Linked DNA regions of Mus musculus: regions 1, 2, 3, 4, 6 and 7 are each linked to region 5. A link is a loop called in an ENCODE intact Hi-C map of the cell type or tissue named here. Cell type or tissue: left cerebral cortex. All regions are shown on one strand.

What was found. Peaks named below come from ENCODE experiments on the same cell type or tissue, not always from the same donor. Only the 100,000 strongest peaks of a DNase experiment are listed, where the experiment ranks them.
Region 1: a loop joins it to region 5, with 5 times the contacts of the local background. A loop is called at or near these places in 13 of 42 quality-filtered maps.
Region 2: it touches region 5 in a loop (5-fold over the local background); 4 of 42 quality-filtered maps call a loop at or near these places.
Region 3: a loop joins it to region 5, with 3 times the contacts of the local background. A loop is called at or near these places in 23 of 42 quality-filtered maps.
Region 4: it touches region 5 in a loop (2.2-fold over the local background); 4 of 42 quality-filtered maps call a loop at or near these places.
Region 6: it touches region 5 in a loop (8-fold over the local background); 5 of 42 quality-filtered maps call a loop at or near these places.
Region 7: a loop joins it to region 5, with 2.1 times the contacts of the local background. A loop is called at or near these places in 6 of 42 quality-filtered maps.

The regions. Positions count from the first base shown.
Region 1 is chr2:106,428,926-106,432,925 of GRCm38, forward strand. Gm46755 (a long non-coding RNA gene) reads right to left here and starts at 305. Exons shown (of 3, transcript XR_001783429.2): 1 at 160-305. Gm36036 (a long non-coding RNA gene) reads left to right here. Exons shown (of 4, transcript XR_374852.4): 4 at 25-1,371. In left cerebral cortex, a CTCF peak has its summit at 2,296 (motif pointing right); DNase peaks (open chromatin) are centred at 184, 2,297, 2,913 and 3,368; H3K4me3 peaks cover 400 bases.
Region 2 is chr2:106,777,273-106,781,272 of GRCm38, forward strand. All of the region lies in intron 3 of Mpped2 (metallophosphoesterase domain containing 2), which reads left to right. Among named protein-coding and RNA genes, the nearest start is that of C130023O10Rik, 39 kb to the right of the region's middle. In left cerebral cortex, no CTCF peak of the experiment used is centred here; DNase peaks (open chromatin) are centred at 2,464 and 3,785.
Region 3 is chr2:106,958,322-106,962,321 of GRCm38, forward strand. Gm39902 (a long non-coding RNA gene) reads left to right here. Exons shown (of 2, transcript XR_866636.2): 2 at 1-313. Among named protein-coding and RNA genes, the nearest start is that of Gm39902, 4.5 kb to the left of the region's middle. In left cerebral cortex, CTCF peaks have their summits at 2,152 (motif pointing left) and 3,500 (motif pointing right); a DNase peak (open chromatin) is centred at 2,134.
Region 4 is chr2:106,842,773-106,846,772 of GRCm38, forward strand. The region is part of intron 4 of Mpped2 (metallophosphoesterase domain containing 2); the gene reads left to right. Among named protein-coding and RNA genes, the nearest start is that of C130023O10Rik, 27 kb to the left of the region's middle. In left cerebral cortex, no CTCF peak of the experiment used is centred here; no DNase peak of the experiment used is centred here.
Region 5 is chr2:106,691,893-106,695,892 of GRCm38, forward strand. It overlaps Mpped2 (metallophosphoesterase domain containing 2), which reads left to right and starts at 1,289. Exons shown (of 7, transcript NM_001143683.2): 1 at 1,289-1,929. In left cerebral cortex, CTCF peaks have their summits at 1,573 and 2,851; DNase peaks (open chromatin) are centred at 811, 1,520, 2,175, 2,486 and 3 more places; H3K4me3 peaks cover 3,299 bases; H3K27ac peaks cover 2,888 bases.
Region 6 is chr2:106,515,295-106,519,294 of GRCm38, forward strand. All of the region lies in intron 1 of Gm14015 (predicted gene 14015), which reads right to left. Among named protein-coding and RNA genes, the nearest start is that of Gm14015, 5.8 kb to the right of the region's middle. In left cerebral cortex, no CTCF peak of the experiment used is centred here; a DNase peak (open chromatin) is centred at 2,172; H3K27ac peaks cover 336 bases.
Region 7 is chr2:106,860,839-106,864,838 of GRCm38, forward strand. It overlaps Mpped2 (metallophosphoesterase domain containing 2), which reads left to right. Exons shown (of 7, transcript NM_001143683.2): 5 at 650-765; 6 at 3,817-3,930. Among named protein-coding and RNA genes, the nearest start is that of C130023O10Rik, 45 kb to the left of the region's middle. In left cerebral cortex, no CTCF peak of the experiment used is centred here; no DNase peak of the experiment used is centred here.

The sequences.
Region 1 (4,000 bases), 260 kb before region 5:
CTTTCTTTATCACGTCTTTCCTAGAACCAGAGTCTCCAGAACGAAGGAGCAGAGAACATTTATCCAACCCAGCTGTTCAGCCGATGAAGACAATGTACCACCCCTCCCCCGAGGTGAAGCGGTGACCACATTTCATCCTCCCCACAGCGGCTGATTTACCTTCTGACAGTGCAGAGGAACATTACGCCACACATCCAGACCGGAAAAGTATGTGACTTATTGTTCATCGAAGTAGATTAGTCCTGCCTTCAGAGCTGAGCAGACAAGCTTAGCTCTTCTTCTCCCAGCGAGGGCGTCTGTCTTTAGATGACTAATGCAGCCTTTCTCTAAAGCAGACACCTATTCACTCAGTCCATGGACAACATGACTTCATAATAGAAGTTTTCTTTAATATTTCTTTCATTTGTATTAACATTTCATGTGTTTTGCAGAGCAAGAGACATTCGAATAAAGTTTATTATAAGCATTATAAAAGTCACGAGAGAAAGTAGGTGCCCGTACTAATTAAAAACTCATTGTATGCCAGGAGTTGTGATACTTTGGGCATTACATTATGCTAACACTCCCAGAGATCCTGTTACTCTTGTTCACAGGTGAGGAGGCTGAGCTTGGAGATGTAGTCACTATGCAAACTCCTACCGAGGGTAGGTGCTAACAGTGGGATTCATATGACTTGAAACCTCACACTCTACCACTTCTCTATACTCCTTAGTAGATTAATGCAATTAACACCTAGATTTCCCTTTCCTTCTCTGTCTCCCTCCCTCTTTCCTTCCCCCCAATTTCCCTTCTCCTAATCCTTCTGACCTGCTCTAATGAATATTGCATCGACCTTCAGTAAACTGTCCAATAATTGGCAGTGCTGCTCTTTTGCCTCCATCCTTTCAGTTGCACGTAACGTTTTTCATACAGATTTGCTCTGCTGAATCTCAGCTGGAATTACATCACAAGTCGCTTAGGTGTAAGTAAGAAGTGTCCCACTAAACTTTCATTATTAACTCCATGTTACTCGAAGCCATGGTGCTCTTGGGTTTTTGTCAAATAGTTTGTAAGTCTTGCTGATACCTGACTAAGGGTGCCAAGAAAGCTACAGGAGAGTTGGTATGTGTCTGAGAGTCTAGTTCATTTAGTGCCTTAAATTAAACTGTAGACTCAGCCCAGTCCCTACCACCTGGCCCTACTGAATCAACCCTGGGGGACCTGCTGAATTGGGATGTGCACTGACTTTCCTGTTTAGTAGACATAGATACTTTCAGATGACCCCAGTTTGGTTTGTTTGTTTGTTTGGTTGGTTGGTTTTTCATGGCTTTGTGGAAAATGATTGGAATCGTTCATGGAAAATGACCACCTCTCTATCTAATTGCAGATGTGACTAAAATATTCTCTTAGAGGAGAGAGAAAGAATGCTTGCTAACTAAGATTCCTAAATCAAATTGTTTTGCCACATTTATTTACAATTCTGTGACAGTTCTGGAAAGTGGGGGCATGCCCACCCCCACCCCCACAGCAGAGTATAACAAAACACTCAGGTTGGTTTTGTTGTTGTTGTTGTTGTTGTTTTGTTTTGTTTTTCGAGACAGGGTTTCTCTGTATAGCCCTGGCTGTCCTGGAACTCACTTTGTAGACCAGGCTGGCCTCGAACTCAGAAATCCGCCTGCCTCTGCCTCCCGAGTGCTGGGATTAAAGGCATGTGCCACCATGCCCGGCAACACTCAGGTTTATTATGCCCGCCACAGAAAACGGAGTCAGAGAAAAGCCAGTGCGAAGCATTCTGAGGTGGTTCCTCTCTCTCTGCTTCCGCAGGGCCTGATCTTTGCAGTGCGGCTCATGAGTGAGCCTCATTCTGTGGGTTCTCTGCTTACGGAGGAGGGTCCAACGACAGTGTGGGAAAGTCAGCCTTTACTACACATTGATGTGCATTTAATTTACCGAAGACTCAAAGGGGTTTGAAGGATATCTTTTTAAACTGTCATCTGCTTTGAATTCTCAAATCTTGGTTTTCTATTTACTTCAAGTCGTGATCACTTTAGAAAAAAACCAAGCTAAAACAGTTTCTCTTTCCAATGACACCCACTGTAACTCACAATTTTCTGATGTCCTTTTAACTCTCCCTTGGCATAATATTTAAAGATAATTACAAATTTCAGTCCCCTGCAAGCTGAACCTATGCCAGACAAATAATGTGCTTTTCAACAAAGCGATTCTACTGGCTAAGCTTTGTCACTTGGACCTTAAGTTACAAGGAAGGAGATGCCAGGATCAGTTGTTTTTTTCCCTGCGCACTCCATATAGCCCACTAGGTGGCGTCTCAGCACACAGAAAGCCAGATCTGTATGCTAGCGGTCAACCCACTACATGATTTTAAAAATGGGTTTTAAATTGCATTGAACTATATAGTTGTAATGGTGTTGAAACTCTCAGCATTTGTGAACTGGAAAATTTGCTGGTGAAGTGGCTGCATTGCTGTATTAGATAAGAGATGCGCTAATAGAATCCCGCTGCTCTTTCTGATAGAGTACGGTTCCTAAATTGTATCCCGAGATAGAAACACTGGTGTAGTGGCACCCCGTCAGGTAGATCCAGTTGCTGGTGTGGCTGATGAGAAGAAATAAACCACTAGAAAATGTGGCACAAAGGGCATCTAAAATCTTAACGGACACTGAGCGTCATTCCGGGCCAGATTCAGAAACACAAGGAGACCTTTGTCTTAGCCTGTTTTTGTGCTGCTAAAACAGAATATCACAGGCTGGGTAATTTATAATGATCAGAAATTTATTAGAATGGAGATTTATTGGCTCACAGGTTTGCAGGCAGGGAAGTCCAATAGAAAGGTGTCAGTATCTGGCAAGGGCCTTTAATCTGTGCCGTTACATAGAAGACGGTGGGTGGGAGGGAGGGAGAGGCAAGAAGCCGCAACTTGACTGCCTTTTGGAAAGTGTGGGAAGTGCTAGGGTCTGGTGCATCTTAGTCCAGAGCACTGTGACAGAATTGTACCGCCAAACTTAAAAAGTTATCCTTTCAGATGACAGTGTCAAGAGTCTCATCCTGGAGGGAGGAGGAGTCTCCCTTCCCAGTGTGCAATTTCAGAGTTTCCCCAGTTACAGACATCCAGACAACCCCCTGTACCACCCCCCCACCCCCCCACCCCCGTCCCGTCCCGTGTCCTCTTCCAGCTCCAGAGTTTCTGGTTTCAGGAAATGCAAATAGTCTGGGAGAAGAGGGAAGTGGTCCCAGAATAAAGCTGGCGCGGTGGGTACATATCTATTAAAGGAAACTGATACAAGCTCTCTTCTCCACCTTAGCTCCCTCTGGCTTTCCTGTGGTTTTAAAACTTGCCTTTTCCATTTGGATTTCTAGGCTCATCTCTGGCCTGTCTAATGCTAGCAAGAATTCTGCTAAGGCAGTTTAGATAGTGTCCATCTGATTACCTGCTGTTTCTGATGAGGAGATGTTGAGTTGGGTTAAGTTTCTTCCTCATCCCTCCTGTTTCCTCTGTTTCATTTTCCATTCAAGAGCCACTCCCTGCTTCTGGTCCCACTTCTGCTTACATTTGGAGTTAAGCTTTCTCTCTTTCCTCCCTGAACAACCACGTCACACAAGTCCTTATAGCCGTTGTGATGGACTTGGTAACATTACTCTTACCATCTGTTAGTGTCACCAACAGTTTTTAACATATTTTTCAACTGTGGCCCTTCCTCTCTGTAGGAATCTATCTGACCAATAGAATTTTTAAAAAGGTCTTTGCTTTCTTTGAGATTTAATAAAAGCCATTTCATCAGCTGCCTGTGTGCTTTGCAAAATATTTACCATTTTCATTTAAAAAAATTTTTTTCAACCTTCCAAACAATTTAACTCTTAAGATCACAGGAATTTATTATGATTCTGATGGCTGACTAAGCTCACTTTCACAAGCTCCAGTGCTTCCTCCATCGTTGCTCGTGTTACATGAGACCGTATCTCCCTGTCCTAACAGCTGTCCTCCTGTGGATCACAAGGTCAG
Region 2 (4,000 bases), 85 kb after region 5:
CATCAGAGACACTTCAAGGCTGATTCTTTGTTCTTGGCTACACACCCACATAAGGGCATCCACCCAGAAGGCTCTAGATGAAATCAGAGACACTTCAAGGCTGATTCTTTGTTCTTGGCTACACACCCACATAAGGGCATCCACCCAGAAGGCTCTAGATGAAATCAGAGACACTTCAAGGCTGATTCTTTGTTCTTGGCTACACACCCACATAAGGGCATCCACCCAGAAGGCTCTAGAAAGACATCAGAGACACTTCAAGGCTGATTCTTTGTTCTTGGCTACACACCCACATAAGGGCATCCACCCGGAAGGCTCTAGAAAGACATGAGAGACACTTCAAGGCTGATTCTTTGTTCTTGGCTACACACCCACATAAGGGCATCCACCCAGAAGGCTCTAGATGAAATCAGAGACACTTCAAGGCTGATTCTTTGTTCTTGGCTACACACCCACATAAGGGCATCCACCCGGAAGGCTCTAGAAAGAAATCAGAGACACTTCAAGGCTGATTCTTTTTCTTGGCTACACACCCACATAAGGGCATCCACCCAGAAGGCTCTAGATGAAATCAGAGACACTTCAAGGCTGATTCTTTGTTCTTGGCTACATACCCACATAAGGGCATCCACCCAGAAGGCTCTAGAAAGAAATCAGAGACACTTCAAGGCTGATTCTTTGTTCTTGGCTACACACCCACATAAGGGCATCCACCCGGAAGGCTCTAGAAAGTCATCAGAGACACTTCAAGGCTGATTCTTTGTTCTTGGCTACACACCCACATAAGGGCATCCACCCGGAAGGCTCTAGAAAGAAATCAGAGACACTTCAAGGCTGATTCTTTGTTCTTGGCTACACACCCACATAAGGGCATCCACCCAGAAGGCTCTAGAAAGAAATCAGAGACACTTCAAGGCTGATTCTTTGTTCTTGGCTACACACCCACATAAGGGCATCCACCCGGAAGGCTCTAGAAAGAAATCAGAGACACTTCAAGGCTGATTCTTTGTTCTTGGCTACACACCCACATAAGGGCATCCACCCAGAAGGCTCTAGAAAGAAATCAGAGACACTTCAAGGCTGATTCTTTGTTCTTGGCTACACACCCACATAAGGGCATCCACCCGGAAGGCTCTAGAAAGAAATCAGAGACACTTCAAGGGAGTAAAAGCTGATAAGAGGAATGGAATCTGGATATCCTCCATTTTACTCCTTTGTGAATGAAAGTCCAAGAGATAGGCTGCTAGACAAGAGAAGCAAAGAAGTGGTGTGTTAGGGCAGGGATAGGATGACCTCTAGGGACAGTCTGCCTTACCCCTGGGAACAAGCTACAGGCTTCCTGAGCTTCCTCTCTTTATCCTGAGACAAAGTCGCCTTATTGGTCCTAATAACTCTCATATTACTTACAGGTATTTTGGGTCGTTGTCAGATTCTGCTATAGTTTTCAGAGGCTTCCGTTTCCATCTTCTGTTGAGATTCTTCGAGAGTAACGGTTGTGTGTGGCATCAGGGAGGGATCTGATCTCTGGATGAGTAATGGTTTCTTGGATGGCAGTTGGGAGGGGTAGTTTCCAGCAGCAGCAGCAGCAGCAGCAACAACACAGCTAATAGACATTAGAATGAAGACAACAACCATTGCCTTCAGTCAATAGGAAGATGAGTCACACAGAGAAAGCAACACTAAACACTGGAGTACCAGTAGTAACCTTGTTTTTGCTGACATGCATGTGCTCCATGCAGCCAGCATTTGTCATCATCACCCTGAGAGCAGAGGACATCTGCTCAAAGTCATACAGCTAGTGCACAATGGAGCCTGTGGAGTCCCCGCTCTTAACCCCATGCTCCTCTGCAGCCCATGTGCTACCGGCTTAAAACTGAGTCTTAAGAATAGACATTTGAAAAGCATGGCAAGACAGCACTAGATACTATCTGAAAATTCGGGGAGGGTGAAGGAGGATGTCCTAAGTTAGACAGGGTGCAAAGACATCAGAGGAAGAAGAGAGGGGTGATGCTTGACACGAGAGAAGGGAGTCTAGCAAGCACAGTATCAGCAGCCAAGAGGGTGGAGATTTGCAGAGACAGTGTTGTCGCTGTGGTCAGACCAGCCCAGGAGAGGACTGAGAAGAAGCTTTGCTTTGTCCCTCAGGCAGCTATAAGTGGTGTCCTTCGAGAGCTATTGGAGGATAATAAAAACAGAAGCCAGAATTCCTTGGGTTGTGTATTCCGTATAAAACTCTAGTGACCCATCAGGCAGAGCCAATGTGGGCCAAGCAGAAGCAGCGGTGAGAGCAAGAAGTACTGTAGAATTTGTGAGCATTGCTGGATTTTCTCATTTTCCAGAAGAGGGTGGGAAGCCCTGAAATCATGCGCACACATGTGTGTGTGTGTGTGTGTGTGTGTGTGTGTGTGTGCGTACCCGCATGCGCGCACGAGTGCATGTGTGAGATAGCTTCTGCTTTCTAAATGTTAGTTCATCTTTTAAGAGTAAAATTCAGTTAAGAACTAAACTTGACATATCTGTAGGTTGAATTTATCATATCTGGACTCCTTCCAGAAGTTTCAAAGCAAAATGCTGAAGCATCTTGATTCACTTAGGACCATGTCTGCAGCAGGCATACATACCTGTTTACATGCCAATGGCTGCTTATTCTTACTTCATTGGGATGGGTAAATATAAACTCACAACAAAAGAAGATTCCATAAATAGAGGACTGATGGCCCAAGAAAGAAGATCAAAGCAAGGTGTTCACGGGCAGAGGAGTTTAGTTTAGAGTCCAGTTGTTGCCAGGCGGTTGGTGGTACATGACTAAATTCCAGCACTTGGGAGGCACAGGCACTTGGATCTCTGAGTTCGAGGCCAGCCTGGTCTACAGAGTGAGTTCCAAAACAGCAATGGCTACACAGAGAAAACCTGTCTCCAACAACAACAAAGCAAACAAATGAAAAAGAGTCCAGTTGTTAGAAATATAAGTTGTAACCTAGATGGAATGATGGGGAAGTGGAGGCTAAGAAGCAAAGAGCTCCTTTCTTTCTCCTTGTTTGTCCGTGTGGTTGGCCATCCTGAGAATTGAAGAGAAACAGACAGATTTACAGTGTCTGCTTTGGAGGATAGCAGTGCAGCAGCCGGGAGGGGCTATCGGCCTTCCTATTATCACTCTGTTTTTTTCGGAGGACAGAGTTACACTCTGTAGCCCAGGTTGGCCTGGAACTGTGTCCTGAGTGCTGGCATTGCAGGCCTGAGCTAACACACTCAGCCGTAAATGGGACACAACATGCAGTCTCTGGTTGCTTATCGGTCCGCTATTGATTACCTGAAGCTGTACTCCCAACTGATGGCTGGGATCCCATATTTTATTTACTCATTCATTCATTCATTCATTTGCTACTTACGTAGCATTGTTGCTATACCTCTAATTGACCTCTCCTGTTCTTTTTAGTTCAAAGTGTTCTGACCATAACGTATATATTTTATTACATGTGTACATTTAGCTATATACATGAACATAATGCAAACTTTTGTATATTACATGTATTTATTATATATACACATGAAAATGCTATAGACCACATTGACATTAACTTTCCAACTGTGCATTTAAAACAATATCCACAGTACGTAACCTTTTCATTCCACCTAGAATAATCCTGTCCATCGTTCCCAGGACATTCTAATTCCACTAGTTAGTTCTTTGGGTTCCACAGAGCAAGAACTTTCCATGTTAGGAAAGCAGAATTTGGCCTCGCTCTTTATTCAAGTGGGTCGGCCTAGATGGCCTGATCTGAATAAAATGGATAAAGGCAGGCACCTCTTTGTCTGACAATTTGAAAGTGATGCTATTTGAATACCAAGAAGCTTGAAGCTTGACTGCGGAGCCTTCCAAATTAATCTAGTCTTGTAGGAAAAAAAAAAGAAAGAAAGAAAGAAAGAAAATGCCATCAAGTAACAGGAGATTTGTCAGCTGCCCTGCTTACACTTTTCATATAAAACAGAAAGGTTGGCA
Region 3 (4,000 bases), 270 kb after region 5:
ACCTTGCATTAGGTAAGTGCTGTTGGAATGTACAAACAGACCCCACACCACAATCAGCCTGATCCAGAGGTTAAGATTGTCATTGGGTCTCATTTGAAGCCTGGAGAGGCTCCTCAACTTTGCTGCAAATGACTTACCTGGCGTTTCTGCTAATGCATTTGAAAAGCAGTTTATGGTTTTCTTTGTCAGTACCTATAAAAGCTTCATAACCTGTTTAAACCTGGCCTTCGGGCTAATCTACATCCGAATCCCTGGGTCAAGGTCATCCATCCTTGACTCTAGAATAAACCATCTCTTACTTCCTTTGGGATGAGAACTGTGTTGATGTTGTGGCTTTAATCTCAAAAACCTGAAATGGGGAGGGCAGTGTAAAAGCACATTATACATACTAGAAGACTAAAACATATAAACATCCCTACCGTGGATATTAAGTACGGTCTGCTTTCTGAGACACCATGAACATTTGACTTTTTGGCAGGATTAGTATTGGAAATGACATATAACACGTTGCACTTTGCAGAGTTCCCTTTGGTTTGGTAAGAGCCACATCTTCGGATTGCCATTGTCAATGTCTCAGACCTAAGCAGCTGTAGGGACAGAGGCAAGAGGAATGTGAGCTGCTGGGGCTGCCATTAGTTTTGCTGGCCTTGGATCATACATCACAAACTTGAGTCCATGATACACGATTAGTTTCCTGAGAAGTTCATTAATTCAGATGGAGCCATTAAATATTCCTGCTCCTTGGACTTCGGACTGAGCTTTGGCTGTGAAGCACAGGGTTATGGAGAGATCACCGTGAGCATGCAAACAATTTCAAACATGCCCAGTGCTTCAGAAGCAGGGCCAAGAAAAACACTAATATTGGATAGCTTTTCTGCAGGTGTCTTAGTGTTGTTGCAGCGCTATAGTCACTCAGGGTAAATGACTCCAGGTCACGCTACATTTGCATAAAAGAGGTCAAATTAAGATCGGAGAAGATTTGACCAAGATTTAGGGTAAGAATGAAGACTTGGGTGGAAAGTCATAGCTGTTTGTTTTCCTTTCCTAAAATATATGAATGCCCCCCAAAGGGTGTGTGTTTAACCAGGCCACTCTGCACTTGAACTCCATGGGAATGCTCAGAATTGGCTTTCCTTCGGCCTGTGCCTTGTATTCAAATGCTGGATGGCCAAGGTGCCAAAGGAGACAATGAACACAGCAGTGCCACACAGCAGTGCCAGGCTCAGCTTCAGACAGCTGGGTCCAGACACTCAGCCTTGCCTACCTTGCCTATCCTGTACTCCACTGCGTCCATCTGTATTATTTCAAGGAGATGTGACAAGGACAGAGGGAAGAACGTGTGAGCTGTTGACGCTTCAGTGTAATTTTCTAGAACTGTGTTAATAAATCACAAACCGGAGCAAATGATATACTTTTAATTGCCCAAGAAGCTAATTAATCAGCCTGAGCTATTAAAACATTGCTGTTCATCTGACTTAGAACTGAGTTTTAGCCAATGCAAAGCCCAGTCTCGTGGAAGTTGAACATTCCTCTGGAAAAAGAGCATGTATCCTAGTTAGCCAGAAGACTGACCATTCACTGGCTCTGAGCAGCCTGGCTAGTCATGTGTTCACTTTTATCAAGTTCACCCTGGCTTCAAGTGGTATTCGATGTTATACCCTTGCCGGGCCAGGCTTTGTAATGCACACTAGATGCACTAAAGGGAACCCATCTGAGCCATATGGGCTGAGAGTAGAATCAAGGCTTCTCGAGAACGAAAGGAAGTGTTAACATGAAAGAGGACTGACACAGGGCCTGGAAACCACCACTGAACTACCGCTGATGTGCTCAAGATAAAGCTAATAAAAAAGGGGCCTGGGAGATGAATTCAATCCCTAAAACTCACGTAAAAATCAAACAAGCCCGGAAGGGCTGGATCAATTAAGCTCGTTTGTTGCTATTCCAGAGAGCCAGGGTTTCCAGCTCCCACGTGGAAAGTCACAATTATCTGTAACCCCAGTTCCTGGGGACCTGATGTTCTCTTCTGGACCCCTAAAACTTGAGTTACAGTTGCCAGCCGAGCCACCATGTGGGTGATGGAAACACAGTCCCAGTCCTCCGGAAGAACAGCCAGTGTTCGTGAGCAGCCGCTGGCCATCGCTCCAGCCCCACCTGGTGGGCATTTTCAGAAGCTGCCATTCTTTATTTTATTGTATTTTGTTTCATTCATTCATTCATTCATTCATTCATTCATCCATCCATCCATTCATTGTAGCAGGCAATGATTTTTAAGCCAGGGCATGTACATCAAATCTTTCTTTTTTGACCTGATATAGTGAAAGGCATTTTCCCCGTATTATGCAAAATAGAGGGTGAGATGTAGGGACTTGGCTGAAATCCCTGATCCCCGACTTAATGCCTGGCAACTTTCTCAATGTAAGAGAATGAAGTCAAAATGTTTCCTCTTCATAAACCCAGATGCAGGTGTTGGGGGATGGGGTGGGGGTTCCTGCAGGCATCACAGTGCGCAGGTATAAGTGAATCTTGAAGTGGTAAGAAAGGAAACTTGGAACAGCCACACTTGGGTCAGTCAGATTGGATCAAAACTTCTAGAGCAGTGGTTCTCAAACTTGTGGGTCTATCACACATCCAGCACTTCAGATATTTACATTATGATTCATAATCGAAATAACTTTATGGCTAGAGGTCACCACAATATGTGCTTCCTACATTGTTGTATAAAAGAAAATCTAGTAAGGGTTTATTTTTACTTACATTTTAAGCTAGGGTCTTACTGGGAACTAATTTGGGATAGATGTTAATTGGGTTACTGTCAGCTACTGTTCTCCAGAGAAGCAGATTCAATTTTGTGTGTTATATAATTGACTAGATGTCTCAATATAAACGATAGTAACTCTTAGTGAAGTAGTATAAGGCAAAGGCCAACTATTAGCTGTTTATTTATTAATCTACTTAGTGACTGAAAGCACTGTTGCCAAGCCTGACTTCACTTGCTACCTGAAACAGAACATCCTGGAGAAGCGCTTCAAACAGTGGGTGGGCTGCAAACCATGACTGCTTCTGACTGCTACTTCCACTTCTGTAAAATCTTGCCCATGGTTTTAGAGTAATGTAAGCTGGACCCAATACCAAGGCCTTTCAGGAGCAAGCCTGCTTCTCACCCAGCAGTAACTAACATCTCTCCCCCTCTCACTGGTATTGGGGTGCTTATTCCACAAAGACTCTGGCAACATTACCAACCAGAAAAGTGGAAGATGGCTCATCTGGCAAGAGCCTGGTGTCCTGAGCTGGACCCACAGGATCCATGGAAGGGTGGGAGAAGAGAAGGGGACCCAGGTGTCCCCTGACCTCCATCCCATGGCACTCACTCCCAAAATGTATTCATTTAGTTTCTAAAAACTAGATTGTTTTGCATCACTGTGGCAATTCCGAATACAACCACTTTACACAACAAGAGGGTTGTTTGGCTCCCAGGTTTGTAAGGTGTTGGGTCTGTGATGTTTATTTTCAGACACCAGCAGATGTCAGCAGAAACTAAGGTGTCCTATTAATTTCCAGTAAGCAGCATAAGCTTTTCCCAGAGTGGCCACAAGTCAAATGCAAAGCAAAGCTTTACAGAAAGCTTTACAGTCCGGGTACGCACACACCCTTGATCTGCAGTGCAACTTTTAATTAACTCCTTGGAGGTGAGATGGGTGTGATCATAGATTAGGATATGGATTTATGAATAAAACCTTTTCAAAGACTCAAATGTTCTTGTTAACCATCCAACAAAAATCTATAGCAAATAACAGAAGTATTCTTTTCAGTGGCAAGATGGCTCAGAGGCTAAGGTGCATGCTGCTCAAGTGAGGATGGGTTTGGGTTTCCAGCACCTGCAACCGCAGAGCTGAGGGGAGGCCTGGTGACCCTGAGCAAGCTGGCTAGCTCCAACAGTCCAATCAGCAAGCTCCAGGGCCAGCTAGTCACAGAACCTCGGCAAACAGTGGCAAGCAATTGA
Region 4 (4,000 bases), 150 kb after region 5:
GGCATGGTGCAGGAGGAACTGAGAGTTCTATATCTTCATCTGAAGACTGCTAGGAGAAGACTGGCTTCCAGACAGCTAGGACAAAGGTCTTAAAGCCCACACCCACAGTGACCCCACCTATTCCAACAAGGCCACACCTCCAAATAGTGACCCTCCTGGGCCAAGCATATTCAAACCACCACAATAGTGTAAGTGTCACATCCTGTGTGGCACGCCATGCGACAGAATGGCTATTCTAAATGTATAGATGTTTATCACGGAGCATAGGTTTCCGGTCTGGTTCTTTCTTCTTTCTTTCTTTCTTTCTTTTTTTTTTCCTACTTCCAAAATTTTATAATAAAGTACATAATATTAATTGTTAAAATTTTCAGTAAAAAGCTTAAAGAATAAAGTTTGGGGGAACTGCAGATGTAGCTCAATTGGTAGCAAGCTTTCCTAGCCCACAGGAGCCCCTGAGTTTGATCCCCTGCACTACATAAGCATGGTTTGTGCTTGTGTGGTACATGTGTATAATCCTAGCACCTGGCAGGAGCAGGCAGAAATATGAAAGATCCAAAGTCACTTTCAGATACATAGTGAGTTCAAGTCTAGCCTGGTTCACATGAAACCCTGGGTAATCTGTGGCCCTTTCACACTGAGAGAGTGGGTCATCAGATAGAAGGGAAGGGTGAATGGAGAGAACCAGGGCCCGGAGACATAATAACCCAGAAATCAGAGAACAAACTTCTGTTCCCCTCATCAAAACCTCTGCACCAACCACAGAAGCAGCAGAAATTTATCCTCTATAAAATTAGTAACTTCAGAAGCCCACGGATAAGCCTTCCTGAGGAGTCTGCTCACAACTCATCCTCGCCCTGACTCACCTCCCGATTCTGACCTACCCTGGTGGCCTGCAAGGTTCCGTGGTGGCACAGTCAGCAGAGAAGTAGCAAGCTGATGCTGGGCTCTAGACACAAGTGTGAGTATGGACCCAGCTTTGCCAGTGAAGTAGATGTTTCCCATCAAGACCCATAAGCCTCCCATATCTCACTGCTCAGATGTTCAAAGCACCCTGAAGGTGACTGGGATGGCCATGAGCGACAGCAGGGTGCAGGAGTGACGTCAGTAGGATTGTTCTGGGTTCCGGATGCTGAGTACTGGATAGGTATTTGTCATGTTACTGTTAGCGCTAGGCTGTGTTATCACAGAGGTTCACTCTGAGAACCAAAGCGATTTAAGGAATTCTGTTTTCAAACAAAACTTGCTCACATTAATACAAGTGTGATATAAGTCAATTCCCCACCGTCTTCAAGGAAATATCATTAGTTCCGGTGATAAACCGTAGTGGTGATGAACTTGGGTGTTCCCAGCATGGACTTATATAGCCCCAGTGGTAAACGCTGGAGAAGGATAACCTGGCTCCTGTTCTACCTCACGCCTGCATGCACCGAGATGGTAGCTGATCTGTGATGGCAATAGGAACAGGTGAGGAAGGGGGCACCCCCTGCAGTGGCAGCTGGGTGCCCCAGAAGCATGACCATCGCCTCTCCCCCACTGATGGCCAAGCCCAGGCCCTCCTCCTTTTCATCTCCCACAGCCCAGCACTGCTGTGGGATGCAGAACAGTAGTCGTTTTCTAGGATAGCCACACCCCCATCCCTCACGCCTGTGAACATTCCCTCCCTTGGCAAAGGAGATTTGCCGATGTGGTTCGGTTAAGCTACAGGACACAGGAAGTCCGCCCTGGATTATTTGGGTGAGCCTATGTGATCATAAGATCCTAGTTGGGGGTTGGCTGGAGGGTCAAAGTGAGAAACAGAACTGTGAACACAGGTTAGAGGGAGGCTGGACCAGGGAGCCCCCGGTTCTTTTTCTGGAAGTAGGGGAGAAAGTGACTTCCCCCTTAAGTCCCCAGAAGCAGGCTGCTCTGGGAGTATCAAGAACTGTCAGATAAACCAGCTGTATTATTTCAAGCCTCTCCACTCCTGCAGCGTTGTTATAATGGCAGTAGAAAACATATTGCCCAGGACAAGTGGACCTGCATCTCCTGCAAAGCCCTTCCAATTTGTCACTCTCTAGTGCAAAAGGAGAAAACTTTTAAGTCTTGGAAATGTCCAGGTTTAGCTTGTGACATGAGGAGGGAGCAATGTGAGAAGAGAACGAGGAGAGGACCCACCTGGAGCAGGCGGGGCTACTATTTGGACTATACTTCCTAAACTGGGGCTGAGAGAGATTGTGCCTGACTCCGGTTTGTTTTGGCATGGAGGGTAAGCATTGACCTGGGTTTGACCTTGGGAACCTTTCATCTCTTGTTGCTTCAGCTTTCTCCTCCGTAAAGTGAAACTTTGTGTCTACTGTAGGTCCTCTGTATCAAATGGGGTCCTGTGCAGCAGAAACGTGCGCAGAACCCTACCCAGGCACGCTGCCAGCTTTACATAAACACCACGGAATAAGAGCAGACATTATTTTAAGAGCAGGGCATGGCTTATAGAGTCCTAATTGTTTGGACCATGTTCAGATAGATCAGGTTGAGCAGGTTTCTTCCTGTGGAAGGAAGAGTCTCTGTGGTAGCTTTCCCTTTCTGGTACAGCCTGGAGCTGAAAACCACTGACTGTGCCTCTCAGACTTACTTAACCATAGAATCCTTTAAGATCCAGAACAGTCTCAGGAGATCAGATATAATGTGTCAGTGTGGCAAGATTGCCATGTGACAGTGCACCAAGAAACCTCTTACCTCACCCTACCCTGTGTTCATGCCCCATTCACCACTGATTCACACCCTGGGAACGTGTGTGCCACCTGTGCAAGGAGGCTTCTGGCCTAGTTTCTAGACCTAAAAACCCAAAGCCATTTCCCACCTTTGCTTTGCTGTCCTGGCCTGTGAGTTGTCATTGAAGCCAAGCGGCTCCTTGGAGCTGGAATGGGAACATGGAGTTGTTGCTGAGTTATGACATTTACCTTGCAACCCAGCAACCTAACAATAACTTCATATAGTTCCCAACGTGGGGCAGGAGCAGCAGGTTCCTCTTCACTATAATGGCATTAGTTCGTGAGCAAATAACTGAGGGTTTATGTATCAAGAATACTAATGTATTTTCATAGTAATTGTCTTGAAAAAGAAAACATGTATTTTTCAGTGAAGGGACAGCTAAGCTCAGTTGCGTTCATTCTGAGGCTCCCAAGAAACAAAGCCAACACCGTGGTGTTCTTACTTCACATAGGAAAGCCTATGTAAAATCTAATTTCTGCAGAATTGCATTCCAAGAACTTAAACCTTGCTCACATAAAGATACCTTTCAAAACTTAAATACAGCACATTCAGTTACGCCCTGGTGTTTTAGTTTGTTTTGGTTTTGAAAGCTATAAAGAAATAAACTAGAGCCCTGTTTATTTTTAGCAGACACCTCTAGAAAACCCTGAAAAAAATATTCTATTTATAAAACAGAGAAACCGTTTTCATGCCAAATGGCTTAGAAATCAGAATGAATAGGCCCGAGTATCAGAAAAAGCAAACGTTTGTGTTTGTAAGATTGCTTCAATCCATCAGCAGTTCTAAAACACCTCAAAGCGATTGGCCTGGTTTTGCTTTTGGCTAATGAAAGGCTACCCAGAAATTGATAGGTTGTGCTTAATTTTCTGAGTAGATTGGAACTGAATGAGCGGCACAATGGGATTTAAAAAAAAACAAAAGTCAAATTTGAAATGAGAGTGACTTTCATGAGTTATGCTTCAGAGTGAAAAGATAGTGAATTTAAATAATTTTCTGGTTAAATTATTTCACTATGACATTATATAGAACATTTATTATTTCATCATCCTTTAAGGCATTAAAAATGAAAATGAAACCTTGGTTGAGTAAATTCAATGGCTATAAAATACTCTAGAAACTGAATGTAAGTGACCCCATGCCAGTCGAGGTCAGAGCAGGGGGCAGGCAGGCTGCACCCTGTCACTTAATCTTTCTGATCAGTGATGTGTCATGCTGTTTTTCTAAGCACTGTAGTAACAGCAGTAACGACGAA
Region 5 (4,000 bases):
CCTTTAATGTCAGTGTCACTTGCTGTGATTTGTGCTTGGCCAGAGAAGGCACTGTCCTTTCCCCTCAGCCCATCAGGCAAGCACTGACACTCTGGGCACACTATACAATGAAAGTACATCAGTAAGCCCATTTCCCCTTCATTTCTGCATCCTGAGCAGAAGAGATGGACTACTTAAAATTCAAGTGTCAGGAAAGTCCATTGTAAAAGGGAAATATTTTCAAGCGAATTCCGTTTGATCTTTTTTTTTTTTTTCTTTAAATAAGGGGCTCCTTCTGCCTCTCTCCCTTCCTTTCCAGACCTTGGAAACCAATTAGTCTCAGCACAGAGGCTACAGGCCAGGTTGAAACGGCTCCTTTTTAATTTTAGGGGATATAATTTCAGCCAGGACGTCTAGTCAGTTGTCATGTAGTATACAAAGCACAGGTTTCACTCTCGTGCACATACATTGGTGTTCCCTTCGGAGAATGCAGATTTTCTTTTCTTTTCTTCTTTCTTCTTCTTCTTCTTTTTTTTTTTTTTTTTTTTTTTTTTTTTTTGAATCTGACTCCTAGAAAGGAATTAGATCTGGTCGCCGTCCAAATCCTTCGGCTCTGACAGTGGCATAACATCACAGGGCCACCTCATCTTTCAGACAGCCGTGCCAACCAAGTTTTCTAAAAAGCCGTCTGTCCCACCATTTCAGCGGCTTTTCCTATCCTTACCCCGCCCTCCTTTTGCATACAAATCCTAGTGTTCCGCTCCCCTTCCCCGCCAGGTTTCCAAAGTAGCAGAGAAAATTGGAGTAACTTCGATTTATTTATTTATTTATTTATTTGAAGAGCGTGTCTTTGGGAAAGGGAGAATGTGATTCAAAGGGGCGCGGGGGTGTGGGTGCGGAAACAATTAAAGCCTTTGCCTGACTTCACCTTCTTATCCTGAACCTGTCTTAATTCTTGAAGGTGAAAAAACACCAGCTGGGTTGGCCTTTTCTTTCTCAGGAACAACATTACAGAGCCAAAGTGGGGTGTGTGTGCCTCTGGCTCTATGAGAGGGTTTAGGAGAGGGAAGCCTTGATACCCCATAGGAAAGTCTCAGTTCAGCAGTGTGGAGGGACCCTGGGGTCGCCCCTCTTGTGAGATCTTAGTGCCCCAGTCGCTCCTCCTGCCCCTGCAGCGAGTTCTGCGCTTTGGAGCTGTGCCAGGACCTCTGACAGAGCCTGGCAGGTTCATGAGTGGGGGGCGGGGGCTTGGTGTTCTCTTTGCAGAAGACGACCATCTGGGGGGCTCCCTTATTTTCCTGGCGCTCAGTGGCCCGCCCCCATCTCCCCGACCCCTATCATTTTAACGCTGATCACACACGATGGTGAACTTGCAGCTCAGCTTCCTGCCGCCTGCTTGACCCAGGGAGCACCAGCAGCCTGCGGGCCTCGCCCTCCGCTCTCCCTCCTCTCCTGGAAACCCCGCGGCCTCGGGGCGTGGGTGGGGGGTTCGAGTGGGCCGGAACTACGGCAGGGGCGTGCAGGGCGCGGGGTCCCAGCGGGGAGCTCACAGCAAGCGGCGCCTGGGCGGCCCTGCTTCCTGGAGCTGTGCTCCTTTGACCCCAGTGGCAGTCCCTGTCACTGCACCGCTCGCGCTCCCTTCGCTCGCCGCGCCCTCGCTGCCTCTCCTCGCCCCCTCGCTCCTTCTCTTCCCAGATCGAGGCTGCTCCGGTCCTCTCCACCTCCCCACGCAGCGACCCCGCGTCCCGCTCGCACCGCGCCCCTGTGCTGCCCTCCCAGGCCCTGGATCGGCGGCGGGGACCTCCGGGGTCGAAGGTTCTGGCCCGCCCGCGCCCCTCGCCCCTGCCGCCCCCAGCGCTGCTCCAAGCCGGCTCGGGTTGCTTGGCGATGGCTCGCCCGCACACCGGGCGCTGAAGGCATCCCGGGGACCCGGAGCGCAGCCCGGGAAAGGTAATCCGCCCGGGGAAGGGAGGCGGAGGGCGGGGGAGGGGGGAGGAGGCGGCCGGTGCCGGGCGCGAGAGGAAGGGGAAAAAAAAATGCACACACAAAGCGGAGCCCGGGTGAGAGGTGCCTTGTCAGAGGCGCGTGCGAGGGCGCGGGGGCTGCGGAGCGCGGCGGCCCCGCCGACCCTGAGGTTGGCCGACTGAACACTCGAGGACCCGGGGAGAGCAGATTTGTCTCCCCCGAAGCCCCCAACAAGCGAGAGCGAATTTCTTTACGTAGCTGTCCTTCTTCCCACTCCCCATCTCGCCCCCTGTTCTCCCTTCCCCCCAGCCCTCGGCCACGGACCTCTCGGGGTCCCCACCTCCCTGCCCCCTCCTCCGCCGGGTTTCTCAGGAAGGTGGTGGCGGCAGGGGGAGGGGGTTGTCCGCGAAAGCCTGCGGCAAAGCCCCGGGGCAAGGGATGGGGGTGGGGCCCGGGAGTCCGAGATCTGTTTACTAGAAAGTCCCAGGGTCGTGCGCCGCAGCTGCCCCGGCCTAGGCCCGGGTGCATTGTGTTGGCCCGAGCCCTGTGCGCCCGCGGCGGCCCGGGGCCAGGTGCAGTGGCCGGACGGCTCGGTGCAGCTTTGTGCTCCGGCCGCCCGCGCGCGCAGCGCTCCAGCGCGGAGCTCTCCGCCAGCCCCCGCGCCCGGACCTTACTCTCCGGTCTCGGCGATTGCTGCCTGCCGAGCGAGAGGGCTGGGAGGCGGGGTACGGCAGCGTGGAAAAGTAACCGTAGCCGCCCAGTTTCTTTTCTACCTAAGCAGTAGTTGTGTGGATCTCCCCCTTTACCCCCCAACCCTATTTACATTTACATGTGGCAAGATTCTCTTTTAAAATCTTTTGAATTTCGGGCTTTTGCGGCCTAGGAGGTGAAGGGAGCATTTTTTTTTTTTTAACCTAGAGGTTCGAGAGGGCATTGAAATCCCCCAGCAAGAAAAGAGCACGGAAAGATAAGCAGTGGGGTTGATTTATAGCGCACCCCACAACACACCCGGAATTAAGAGTGAATGCGGGTCATGAAAAATGTGTAATTGATTTGTGATGGTAAAGACACTAACAGGTCAGGCTGGGAAAAACACACAACTTTAACTGGAAGGGAAAGACTTCCAAAGAGGGGGCAAGGCGGTGGCCTCCACATTCTCCTCCAGCCCGATGGCTGGCTGGATCTCTTCCCTTCCCAACTGTTCCCGGGAGGAGCCTGGCAGCTCCGGGACTCAGAGCAAAGAGGCAGCTGCTTAGGGTACGGACTCGGGCTCTGGTCTGTATGCTCGGAGATGCCAGTGCGCTTCGGAGGCTTCCGTCCCAGACCTGGGGTTAAGATGCCCCACCGAGGATGGCAGCGACGTCAGAGCCCGTTTTCTACGGCGGTCTTCAGTCGGTGTCCCGCTGGGAGAGAGGAAGGTGGGGGAAAATGCTTAACCGACCCTGGGGGAGAAAGTCTACTGTCCTTCGTGCTGCCTCCACCGCCGGCAGTGGCGGTGCCCAGCGGGTACTCAGCGTCTACGGAAAGAGGAGGGAGTTGTGGCCAGGACCAGGCAACGGGAGCTGTTGACAGAGCAGGGCATGTGTGTGTGTGTGTGTGTGTGTGTGTGTGCGCGCGCGCGCGCGCGTGTATGTGTGTAGTAGCTGCAGCCCCCCACCTCATCTGCCCACCCTAGATTTAAAACAAACAAACCAATCCAAAGTAGAGAATTCTGCGTCCCCCCTCGCCCCACCATATATAGACCCCACGCTTTGTCAGAGGCTCAGGAGAAAAGTCGTGCCCTCCCTCTCCGAAAGAATGTGCCAGCTGGGTGTCAGCAGTGCTGGAGACAAGTTCAGGTGTAAGTGTGAAGGGAAGGGAGGGAGCTTAGTGGACAGAGGCACGTGGAACTTTTTTAGCATTTCCAGAAAAATAAAGAAGCGGTGCAGCCACGGTTTGGACAGCGTGTGGGCATCGCTCCCGCATGCGGAGATGAGTAACTGGAAATGGGCATAAAAGAGTAGGGGCGTGAGTTAAGGTTCTCGATCCGCGAGACAGAGGGAGGAGAGAATGAATT
Region 6 (4,000 bases), 180 kb before region 5:
AAATGTGCTGTGCTCTAGAGAGCAGAAATGAACTGAGCTGTCCTCCTAGAAGCATTGTGTATTGAAGCGTACCCTCTGTGTGACTAGAGTAAGAACTTTAGAATGGAAGACTTTGGGGGTATGATTAAGACTAAGCAAGGATCTGTGAGCAGCGTCTACTTCCACAGAAGCTGTAGCTTTCAAATAAGAGGAAAAGAGAGTTTGTCCTCTCTTCAAATAAAAGACATGTAGGGGCACAGTGGAAGGTGGCCATCAGGAAGTAAGTCCTCATCAGGAAAAGAACTGGCCACCACCTCATCTTGACTTCTCAGCTCCCACTACTGTGAGAGAACACACTTCTGCTGCCCCAGTGGCTGCCCAGTCTGTTGCATTTGTTTAGACAACTTAAGGAAATGAAAACATCAGAGGAGGTCTTGGATCTTAGGAGAATGGTGCTTCTCAGCTAGTTCATGAAGGAAGATGGAGACATCATCTGAGTGCTGGGAAGGATGAACCTTTGCAAGAGATGCTGTGGGAGTTTGAATGAGTGAGGCAAAGAAAAGCAAACTTGACTCTTTCCAAGACTGTCCCTACATAAGCAACCAGAGGAGTGAAAAGAGAATCGGAACCTCAGAGCAAGACTTTTAAGGTAGTATATATACTAGAATGTTTGTCTGTTGTAATGATCTAGTGAGCAGAACATATAAAGGAGATTTTATAGAGAGGAGATAATTGCAAAAACAAAGTCATTGAATAGAGAAGAGGGCCTATCCTTGGATAGAAGAGACTTATCATTGTGCAAGTGTGGAAGGCAAAGCTATAGATAAACATGTAAGGGGCTGGTAGATCAGGTGCATGTCTCAGAAGGGGAAGTGGGGCCGTTGGGTGTACCTGCAGGTAGAGTGGAAGCTTTGGTGATGGAATAAGAGATATTTCTCTCTGTTGTGCTAGCATTCTATTAATAGGACATAGATCTTGACTATTCCTATCTAGAGGCTTGTTTTTATCTTCCTCCTGATCCAGACAAGGAAACTGAGCTCAGTGGTCACGGAGGTGGTGGCCAGGAAGACTAGGATTTGAACAGCAGTTTTCTCTTTTGCTTGTTGTTCCTGATTTGCTGAAAGTGAAAGTGGAGGGAAAAGTTGGAATCATGATCTTAGTGGAAAGAAAAGCAAATTGAGTGATGCAGTGTGGCAGGATTTCCAAGCTGTACTGGAGACTCTCTTGTCATCAGGGATATAAACAGAAAGGAAAACTATTTTTTATAGTCTCATGGATTTGTTTTATTAACTTTTGTTTTGCCTACAGCTCTATTTGAATGCTCAGATTTCAAATTTGGTCTGAGTTTTAAGAGGAGAAGAGAAAAAGAAAGAGGAAAGGACAAAGAAGGTAAGAGAATGGATGGATGGATGGATGGATGGTTGGATGAATAGATGGATAGATGATAGGTATAAGGATGGATGGATGGTTGCTTGAGTGGATGAATGGATGCATACATACACACACACACACACACACACACACACACACACACACGCATATATATAAGCACATAGGCATATAGGTAGACAAGAGTTTTCATAGCTGTCAACTATTGACCTAGTTTGAATAAAAAGGAAAATGAGACCAAAGATTGATAAGAGGCATTGGAAGCAGCTGGAATGCAGAGGGTTTGGTAAAGTAAACTGGATAATTAAGGTAAGTACTCCGATTAAGATTCTGATGTTTTGAGAGGTACTTGACATTAGAGCTTTTGGAAGGAGTAAGTTTCAAGACCTCTAGAGTCACCATGGAGGAAAGGCTATAGATCTCGTCTCCTGCTAACAAGATAGCTCAGTAGTTAAAGGCACCCAAAGCCAAGCCTGGTGAACTGAGCTCAGTCCTTGGCACTCGTGGAAAAAGAACCAACCCTCACAGGTTGTCCTTTGATTGCCACACTTGAGCCATGGCTCACGTGCACTTCCACCCAAACACAGAAGATAAATAAATATCTTAAAATTTACAAACGTTGTAGGAGGTAATGAGGCAGGACATGAATACTGAAGTTCCCAGGGATAATGGTAGAAGTAACAGGAGAGAGCAAGAGGGACAGTAAGTGGGTGTAAAATCTCCAGAGACTGGGAGGTGAGTGGGGGACAGGCGACTATGACAGAGAGGGAACAGATGGTGTAGTCTCATGCCATCTGCTTTAAAATCACCAGGAATTCTGAGGATGAAGGAAGGGACAAGTGTCTAGAAATAGCAGCAGAGCAACTCCAAAGCCTCTAGTCACCCCTTTCCACTCTCCAGCTGAAATCCTCTGCTGCGCTACCACACTCCCCACTTTTAAACAATACACATATGCCGTCTCTTCAGACTCCTATATTTAGGAAAGATATATTGACATTGGGCTTTGGAAAATAAGCATCATGTCTCCTACATGAGTGCATATGTGTACATGCATATGCATAAGTGAACACACATCCTTACACAAGCACGCACACACACACACTCCTGAATATTTGTATTAGTTCTATAGCTTCCCTTCTTGTTTTTGTTTTGTTTGTTTGTTTGTTTGTTTTTCAAAGCTGAGTTTCCTTGTGCAGTCCTGGCTGTTCTGGAACTTTCTCTGTAGACCAGGCTTGCCTTGAACTCCCAGAGATCCACCTGTCTGCCTCTGCCTCTCATGTGGTGGGATTAAAGGTGTGTGCCATCTTTGCCTGGCTATCTCTTCCTTTCTAAAACCCTGCAAAAATAATTAGTCTATAGTATTTGGAAGTCATTCTTCATGTCACTTAGATTCTTTAAAACTTGAAACATTTTATATGTTCTTTGGAATAGGGAACATTTTTTTTTCCTTTTAAGAGTGAATTTTCTTCCAATTTCTTCATACTTCACTATTGTTCAAATGTGTGGAAATCAAATTTTCTTATTTATTTTTCTCTTTCTTACTTTATATACTTTAGTCGTTTTAATAGTAGAGTTTCAGGTTCTGGAATAAATGTTGAGTTAATATTTGGTTTGGGCTTCCTTGCCAGATGAGGGAAATAAATTTAGATTTTTCAGAGGGAGTGAGTACTGAGGCTCAAACTAGGGGTTTTTCCACATGCTAGAGAGACACTCTACCATTGAACTACATCTCCAGTCCCATCAATTCAGACATTCCATGTACAGAGAGTATTTCATGTTGTCATTTGTCGCTATATCCCCACCTCCCCCATCCACATTCTGAGCAGTCATCCTGCTTTTGAGGGTTTCCAGAATAAGGGCTTAGAGTTTTCCCCTTTTATAAGTTGGATCCTTCCAGGCCCTTGAACTCTTGGGTGTGGCTCTACCTCCCCTCCTCTCACATGGCTTTTAAGTACAAATCCCAGACCTCAGGTCCACATTGGGCCCTATATTCCAGTGCTGGACCCTTCTTACTGACCAGACTCTGGTTTCCTGCTTCACTCCTGCACCCCACGTGGGGCATTTAATTTTTTAGTTCAACTTGATGGCAAAATAATAATAATAATAATGATAATAATAAATAATGGATTAGCAAGATATCTCAGTGGGTAAAGGGTGCTTACTATCAAATCTTATGACCTGAGTTGGATCTGCAGGACCTGCATGGTTAGAGGAGAACTGACTTCAGCAGCTTGCCATATGACCACCACATGAATACTGTAACATGTTTGTACTCCAGAAATGAGAAATGGGAAGCATCCTGGGCAAGGGTAACCTACAACATTTGTTCTAGCACAGGGCCAACAGCCATTCCTTAAATGGTGTTTCTTGCATAGACAGGATATCAACCTTCTACCTGTTGTTCATGATAAATTTCATTGATTACTTCTTGCTGTGTCAACGTTACTAGCCAAACTCTCTAATTTTGTCATTGCAGTCCTTAAAAGCCTTTATTCCACTATGTTTTTCAAAATCAAAATTATTATTCCACCCAAAGCCCTTCCAACCCTGATCTCAATTATTAGGCATGCTCTGTGCACCCACAAAATTCCATGAAAGTTCTAATCTCTGCTACCTCAGAATTTTGCCTTAA
Region 7 (4,000 bases), 170 kb after region 5:
TAGTCTCCATTTCAGAAACTCACTCCTGAAGCAGAAGCAGATCTGGGAAGACGCTCAAAGATGCTGCTGGAAGCAAATTCCAGAAAGATCGAGGTGTCCCCAGAATCCTCCCTTTGGTGACGGGAAGAGTTTTCTGTGACCCCCTTCACTTTTCAGAGCCTCCATCCAGACTGTTCAGGACACTTCAGTGGACAGTGGAAAGTCGAGTGTCCTTTTGTCTGAGACTTTAACAAGGACCTCTGCACCAAACCCGTACAGTGCTGGGGGAGGGTCGGAAGCACGGCCGGCGTTCCTCATCTCTGCAGCACTAAGGGAGGCTGGGAATCCTGGGATCAGGGCTGGATATCTTGGAAAGCACTGAGATTTAGTGGAAGACAAAGCTTTTGTCACAGTTTTGATAGAAGCCTGCTGGGAAAGTCTCCACTGTAGTGGCTCCCATGCCCCTTTCTAGTTGAACAATCTGTAGGCCCCATGCCTGCTTTCAAATGGATGGGTTTTGAAGCAGTCAACAGAAAAGCAGCCCGCTGCCAGGGCCAACCATCAAAAGGGAAAAGAGAGCAGCGCAAACTGTGGGTGAATACTCGCGAGAAATGTGACAGTCCAGAGGCTCATTCTGCTGGCCTGACCCGTGTGTGTTATCTTCCCAAAGGACCCCGTGGTTTAATGGATGGGGCTTTAACCTACCCAGAGGCCAGTCTCTGCTGGACAAATGGAACCTAATCCCTGAGGGCATCGACATACTCATGACACACGGACCTCCTCTAGGTAAGAAACGCAAAGGTTGGGCTTTCGTCATTACAGAATGCTCCCCTCCCGCAGCCTAGCAAGCAATGCTTCCGCAATGTAATGATTTTCCTTCAGAAAAAAAAAAAAAAGAATACAAAAAAGAAAGTCAGTGACTTTAAAGAAACCCAGTATGGAAATTAAACTCAGCAGTTCTGCTAGGCTTACAGGTGTTCATGAAATTAATTTTTTTTTTCATCTAGTCAAGTCAGGGGGAAAAAATCAATCAAATGAGCATGGAAAACCATAGTCTTTTAATTTATTTTAAGAACTGTATTCGCTTTACAGTAAAGGGATAGGGTGGGACACGGAAGGAGACAGAGACCTACCAATCCTAGGCATTTGAATGGCAGGAAAATGAAAGAAACTTTTGTTCAAAGGAGCTCATTTTCCTTTCACACATAGCACTGGGCCTGGGGTATCTTTAAAGGTTTACATTTGAGATGATTATATGAGAGAAAAAAATTTTTTAAGATGAAATATTTTCAGTAAGGACTTGCCCTGAAAATGACTTACGACAGGTATTTTTCTGGCATACTGTGGCAGCATTCTGACTTATGTGATCTCTGGGTGTCAAAGCCACCGCCCTAGTGACCCAGATTATCAGGCAGAAGATAGTTATCTGATTTAAATAATTCGATCCTAATTATCGATGAACCCGTTACTGGTTCGGCTTGCTACAGGACATTTTGAGCCAGGACCTACCACGGCGATCTCACCATCTACTTTGTACAGACACTTCCAACTAAGCAAGCTCGGAAAATGCAAATATTTCCATTTGAATGCACACATTGATATTTCTTTGTTTTGGTCTTTTTTTTTGGGGGGGGGGATACCTTTTTTTACTTTATTGCAGTGCATGGTATTAATAAGAGTTTTCTTGGTCATACTGGGTTGGAGGTGATTTTTGTTGCTGTTACCTTATTAAGCATGAACCTCCACTCTACCAGCCTGCAGAAGAAAGCATTTTATTGCTCATTCCCAGTGTATGTTTAATCTTTGTAGACACCCCTGTTAAGAACCACTCAGCACTGCTTTCTTTCCCTTACAAAGGGAGGGATCCGTGTCTCCTGAACCAATGGAAAGGGGAATGGATGCATGCTGAGGCCACGGAGCCACATGTTAGTGATGGTGGAGCAGGAAGAAAGGCTAATTCTTTGTCGTCAGTGTGGTACACATGGGACCACCATGCCCACACCTCTCTCTTTGAAGCGCTTCACCTCTCCTGCATTCACTAAGACTGGATTTGCCAAAGAGCTTAATCTAATCATCACCAATTTACTTCCTTATTTAGACTAATTTAATCAGAACATTGCCTACCGAATATTTTGGCTAGGGTGACTTACTCAGCAAGAGTGCACTGCAGGAACATTCTAGTCATCTTGATTCCTCTACCTGTGCAGCCTGGCTGGGGCAACTCATGGTGAGGGTCCTGGATAGCTGCAGCCTGGCTGGGTGCAGTTCATGGTGGGAGTCCTGATAGCTATAGCCCAGAAGCATCCCCATTACTCGAGCGTCCCTTCAAACGTGACTTCAAACAGAACAGGCAGTTCACAATGAAGTCATTCATTTTGGCATGAGGCAAGTGATAGTAATCGCAAAGTCTCAACACAATAGTCTACACAATCCGGCGTCCTGGCAAAGCTTACAACGGAGGCTGCTGCCCCTGTTTTCGTAGTAAAAGTGAGATAAACCAGGGTGTACATACATCAGAGGGAGGTCCACACCCAGAAGCTTCGTAAGAAGTCAGACAAAGCTTTCACAACTTAAAGAGCTTTAAGTGTGGGGTTCTTTGGAAAATGCTGTGCTGGGCTGAGGCTCGGGGTGGGGCTGGAGAGTTTGAATTCTTGAATTCTCAGTGTGAAGGAAGTTATATGTGCTATTTACTGTCTGCTATTAATAGTCTCAGCAAGATGTTATCTGAGGTACTCATGACACAGTGAAGTGGTTTTCCTTCAAGGAAACACACCCACGAGGTAATAATGTTAATCTCTATGGATTCATAGTGTTCCCTTTTCTTCATAGCTTTGTGTACCCTAGCTTGGTTTTTGCTAGGTACTCACTCTCATCTGATCCTCTTCCTAGTCTCTCCAGCCACTGCCCACACCCCAGCTACCCTGTCTTCACAGAGACGAAATATTCATGCCTCCTGCCCTGCCAAGTAGAACAGGAATCGGTCCCTTCCTGCCCAGCCATTTCTAACAGTAAATGTACCTAACGGAGCTGTGGGATGGATTTCCACAGACTGTGGTGCAGCCTTTCGTCCCACCTGGCTTCTCCATGCCCCATCCTGCTGAGGTGTATGGATTCCATTTTAGGCCATAATCGAGATAGCTGACTTTTGCTATAATTGATGTCAGTGTTTTATAGATTTTCTGCATTAAGCAGAGGACTAAGTGGCTTTTACTTTAAAACCAGTCAATTAGCCCAAGCTTGCTGGATGCCACCATAAGGTCACATTGTCCATTGCTAAAGAGGATTGGAGAAGCTACTGGGTATTCCAAATCTTTGGTTGCCAGGAACCAGCAAGGGTTAAGAGTGGTGTCTCTAAGCAGATGAAGGCATCCTGTGGCCAGTTCCCAGGCAGCTCTTCCACATCTCCTCTCTGTGAGCTGTCATGAGAATAAACCAGTACGTCTACGTACAAGAAAGACTTTTGAAGAAGAGGAAGCAGCAGAATCGAGTGGGGAAGAGCTGTTATGGGGCTGCCGGGAATAAATGCCATTGATCTTATGGAGAAGATTCGAAACCTGTGGCTGAATAAATCAAACTTCTTGCAGAAAAAAGAATGTTAATTAACGGGAAAGGGGGAAAAAATGGAAACCAAAAAAAAAAAAAAAAAAATTAATCAAGAATCCAAAGAAGACAAAACGATGAGTGAACGTTCCTTAAAAGCCATTCTGAGCTTAATGGGGAGGCTGGGATTACAGATAACATAATAAACTTTCTGATGAGTTATGGTTTCCTGAAAGTCGGCATGAAACCTTACCTGAAGAAGGAAAATTAAGAGTATTGATTGCACTCTGCCCTTAGGTTTTCGAGACTGGGTTCCAAAGGAACTTCAAAGGGTGGGCTGCGTGGAGCTCTTAAACACAGTCCAGAGGCGCATTCGGCCCAAGCTCCATGTGTTCGGTGGGATTCACGAAGGTAAGAACACAGGGATGGACTACGTGCATTTTCCATGGCCTCACCCTCTCCAGCAGGCAGCCTGGGCTGG